2 separate regions of the Homo sapiens genome follow, and region 2 is linked to region 1. A link is an interaction called in ENCODE POLR2A ChIA-PET data of the cell type or tissue named here. Cell type or tissue: MCF 10A. All regions are shown on one strand.

Region 1 (2,500 bases):
ACTTCTTTCTTCTCCTTGTTCTCATATATTGTTGAAACTTCTCAGGGTGTTTTGTATTTCTGTAAGTGTGTCTTTCATTTCCAGAATTTGTGATTGTTTTTTCTTTATGATACCTATTTCTCTGGAGAATTTCCTATCTATATCCTGTATTTTCTAAAAAAATTTCTTTACATTGGTTTTCACATTTTTCTGGTGTCTTCTTGATTAGCTTTACAATCAACCTTCTGATATTTTTTTTTTCTTCTGGCAAATCAGAGAGTTCTTCTAGGTACAGATCCATTGTTAGGGAGCTGGTGTGATCTTTTGGTGGTAGTGTAGAATCCTGTTGTGTCATATTCCCAGAATTACTTTTCTGGTTCCTTCTCATTTTGGTAGTCTGTTTAAGTGGAAAGGTGTGGAACTCAAGTCTTAATGTTCAGATTTCCTTGTCCCATGGGGTGATCCCTTGATGTGGTGCTCTCCCCCTTTTCTTGAGGATGGGGCTTCCTAAGAGCTGGACTGCAGTGAATCTTATTTCTCTTCTGGGTCTAGCCACCCAGCAGGACTACCAGGCTCTGCGCTGGTGCTAGGGAATGTCTGCAAAGAGTCCTGTGATGTGATCTGTCTTCAGGTCTCCCAGGCATGGATGCCAGCACTTGCTTGGATGGAGGTGGCAGGGGAGTGAGGTAGACCCAGTCCTTGGTTGTAGATACGTTTAGTGTGCTGGCTTTCTCGAATGCTGGTTATGCTAGCAGTAAAGTTGTCAAATGGAGAGACTAAGGACCATTGGTTAGCCAGGATGTTGTGGGCAGTGGAATTAGCTATTGTCTTCTTCTTCCTGGCAGCAAGATTATTCTGTCATAAGTTGCTGTTATGGCCCAAGTAGATTGGCCTCCAGCCTGTGGGTGGCATTTTCAAAAGAGCATCAGCTATAGTAGTAGTAGGGGGATCTGTGCTTGCCCTGCATTGGCCAGGATAAGGATTTTAGTTTGTCAGGTGATGGATGGGGCCATAAAGCCCCCAAGAGTTTCTATCTTTTGTGTTTGGCAACCATGGAAAATAGAGAAATACCATCAGGTTGGGGCTGGTTTAGGTGGGTCCAAGCTTAGACTTTCCTTGGGTGAGGCTTGCTGTGGCCACTGTAGGGGATTGAGGGGGTGGTTCTCAGGCCAATGGGGTTATGTTCCAGAGGGGCTTTTGGTTGCCTCTGTTGTTCTATATAGTTTCTCAGGGAAATGGGTGATAGCTGTAGCAAGAGGCCTTACCCAACTCCCTCATAGTTGGTGAGGCTGGCCTGGCTCCTGCAGTGCCCCACTCAGAACTTGCCCCAGGCTGTGAGCTTTCCTGCTGAGAAAGCAAGCATGGCTTTCCCACCTTGCCCCTCCCTGTCTGTCACCAGTGGCTCCTACGTTTGTATCTGAAGCAATTCCTGTTTGCCTCCCAGATTCTGCTCAAGGAAATTCACGCCCAGTCAGAATTACTACTTATTTCAGTAGGAAGCTTTCTCTGTCCTGTGATCCCTCCCTAATTCTGCTGCCTGCCTTCCCTGAAGGCCCCTGTGAGGTATAGTTGGGGATGGCTTCCCTGGGCTTGAGCTGGAGACTGGGAGTACATGCAAGTCACTTCCTCTCACTGCTGTTTCCACTTTTATGTTTTTCATGAGTCCTTAAATTTGTTTAAGCTCTAGGTAAGTTTAAATCATTTTCCTGTAATCTGGATTTATGGATTCTCCAGTGGGGTTGTGTGTTCAGAGGCAGGTTTTCTCCCTCTCATACTTTGGGAACTCAGTTTTTTGCCTGTCCTGTGCAATTTGCAGTGGCATGCTGCTTCATTCAAAGATCTTTGAATTCTTTTGATTTTCCTGATACATTTCTTTGGTGGTTCTTGGAGCAAAAGATCATGGTAAAGATCATGGTGTTCTCCACACACTGTTCTGTCTGTCCAAGTGGGAGCTACACGTTAGCATTGTCTGCTATCCACCATCTATCTTGTCCCTAAGTCTATTCATGTAAGTAACTTAAGATGTAAGGCTTTCCTAAAAGTTTCAGATGGGAAATAGTTTTATTTCACTTCTTATAGTATGCTGTTCCTATCTGTATCATGATGCTTTCCTTATTGTATTAATCTAGTTGAATAGTAATGTCTTTGTCTCCCTACTAGGTTGTGAGCTCTTTGAGGAAGGGTAGGGGTCATCTTGTTTTCATTTTATTGAAGGATAAAGTTTAAAAGAGGATATAATCATGACTCTCATAGAAATATAGAATGAGCACAAGCCAAAGATATTTAACTCATTATTAATGAAAGAACAAGTCAGTTGTTAAAAGTGGTTCAAAGGAGAATTCAAAAATTACCATACTCTTATAGAGCAACCATTCTAAAATGCATGCATATGGATGTAAATCTGGCAAAACTGTTCTGTTTCACTGGGTACAGTTTGCATTTCTGTGGATAGGAATGATCTGTATTACTCTCATTTTTCTATAAGGCAAGTTCCATCTCTGCAGAGTTGTAAAATAGCTGA
Region 2 (2,500 bases), 120 kb after region 1:
CTATGTTCAGAGCTATGTTCAAAGAGGAAGGAAAGAATAAATTCAATCAACAGCAGAAGATTTTGGAATGGTGCATGATGAATCCTCCCTGGATATCTCATCTCTTGCCAGTTACTGTTATGGGACCTTGGCAAATTGCTTCATCTCTCTGCCTTAGTCTCCTCATCTATAAGATGAGATAATAATAGAACTGCCTTCATTAGATTAGGATAAATAATGTTTTTAAATACCTAGAATTGTGTCTGGCACATAGTAAGTGCTATAACATTATTTTGTAAATTAAAAAATACCTGAGGGTAGAATTTACATTAATATTAGTAAAAAGTCATTGGAATGGAAAATATGTAAATATTTTCCAATTCATTTGTTTCTTCAATAAATACATAATTGGGTTAACACAGTTCAGTATTATTATTTAGTAGAAGTATTGAATCTCAGTATTTATATTGTATTTATGCAAATAACTAATAAGAATCTTTAAAGCTTTAAAAAGTCACGAATTGAGATTGATTGTCAGTTTGATAATAGTTGCCAAAGATTTTCACTTTTGCTAATGAATGTCTCTGGTAGAGGAAAAGAAGTACCTTGGGACTCCATGGGTGAAGGAGAGTTACATATTTAACATCTGTGTAGTGTATGAAGGAGAAGGTTGTACTTGGGAAAACTTGTTTAATTCTGGATTTCCCATTCTGAAGAAACCTTTTTTATTTTTTTCCCTAATAATTGCATAAGAGATTGTCTTAGAATTTTTCACACAGAGACTGTGTAAGTTGATACTTAAAAAAATGTGTTAGTAGAATAACAATCTTAGCTCAGTATCAGCAAAGATATTAAAAGATTTGTTTTCTCAGCCTATCCTGTTGTTTTAGTGATTCAGCCTTTTACTGGCAGTACTTCCTACTTGATCAATTACTTTTCTTATTTTAAAGGAGCCTAAAGTGCTATCATTTTTATTGGATACACTGTCTCCCACCTACTTAGCAAACAACTGAAAAGCAATTAACTTTTAAAAAGAGAAAAGACATAATTTAATATCAATTTCATACTGGTGTTTTCTGAGCAGGAAGTGCTCACCTGTGTGGGGTTGATGGGTGGAGCTCTTCTGGTGAAGCCTGTTCTGCAAGTGTGAGTTTAGGCTGGGGCGTTTCTGTGGTGTTGCAAAGCAGTATGTGCTGAGAGAGGAGGATTAAGCTCCTGGAGGCAGAGCTCTCCCACACACTTGCTGGCTTGCTGGGCTCCACTGACTGGACTGAAAACAGGGCCAAGAAAACTGCTGCTGCAGGGGGTCCTGAAAACAGCTGGAACCCGGCAGTGATGTGGGACCTAACTTGAAGTTAACCTGTGGTGGTGAGGTTGGAACCAGTTGGATTATGATTTATTTTCTACACTCTTGTACGGAATGCAGAGCTGTTGTATCCTGATGAATCTACTGCTAAATATAGTCATTTGGAATAATTTTAAGTATTGATCTTAAAACTTGTACCACAACAAGAGGTAAGGAGATCTCAATCAGTCATTTAAATATTTGACTCAAGCAACATTCAGAATTTTTCACTGAAACTATGTTTAGATTATATTTGGGCACATGTTACCTTGGTTGCTCTCTTAGGTAAATGGTTAATTATTTAATTATCTAGAAATTCAGCACTTGAACATTAGTATTTGTCATGTTTGTCAAAAAGTTTATACTTTTTGAAGTAGGCTTTGCTGATTGTACAACACAGATGTTCCCAGTCGGTTTCAAGAAATATCTTTTTTTCTCCTATTTCCAATCAGCTTATTTCTTGTTTTCTATACATTAGTTTAATATAATAAAAGTTTTTATGATTAAAAGAACCTGCCTTTATTTCTTAAGCAGCCAGCTTATATCATCTTTTTAATTTTTTTCCTGGTGGGTTAATAATATTTCAATTATTGATTAATGGAAATGGGCAGTGCTAATGCACTTAAAATAATTTGGTAGACTGTGTAAAGAGGCTCCTCAAGTTTGCACGAAGAAGTAACCTTTCTGGCCTTTTCCCTTCAAGTATGGTTCTTCCCCGCCTCTTTGGTATTGGCATTGGTAAGGATAACCATCTCCATCCATAAAATATTTTGTATTAAATCTCAGAGATTTTACCACTAAGGTGGTGTTCCGTATGTATATGGTGTTTCTTTAGACCTCGGTAATAAATGCCTTTCATTAAAATAACATGGAGACCAGAATTTTCTCTGAATCACAAATCAGCCCTTAATAGGGCTGATTAGTATGTTCAACTTCTTAACAGAGGTTGAACATTTTTCTTTCCAGGATTGTTGCACTAGTGCTTAAATGACAGCAATATTTTAATTTTTAAAACCATAAATGGGGGAATTTCAGAATTTAGAGCTCATTTTCATAGTCAGCTTTTTAAAAAAGCATCTACTGCTCATATAATAATGGTTTGAACTATGATTTCTTTTTTTAAAAAAGAATGCTATATGGCATTTAGTGGAAGATAGAAATCTAAAATGTCTTAGG

The links. Peaks named below come from ENCODE experiments on the same cell type or tissue, not always from the same donor. Only the 100,000 strongest peaks of a DNase experiment are listed, where the experiment ranks them.
Region 2: POLR2A ChIA-PET joins it to region 1 with 7 read pairs; 2 of 35 experiments call an interaction of 5 or more read pairs at or near these places.

What each region holds. Positions count from the first base shown.
Region 1 is chr11:129,147,548-129,150,047 of GRCh38, reverse strand. All of the region lies in intron 2 of ARHGAP32 (Rho GTPase activating protein 32), which reads left to right. Among named protein-coding and RNA genes, the nearest start is that of ARHGAP32, 44 kb to the left of the region's middle. In MCF 10A, no CTCF peak of the experiment used is centred here; a DNase peak (open chromatin) is centred at 1,347.
Region 2 is chr11:129,022,853-129,025,352 of GRCh38, reverse strand. The region is part of intron 11 of ARHGAP32 (Rho GTPase activating protein 32); the gene reads left to right. Among named protein-coding and RNA genes, the nearest start is that of TP53AIP1, 81 kb to the right of the region's middle. In MCF 10A, no CTCF peak of the experiment used is centred here; a DNase peak (open chromatin) is centred at 1,142.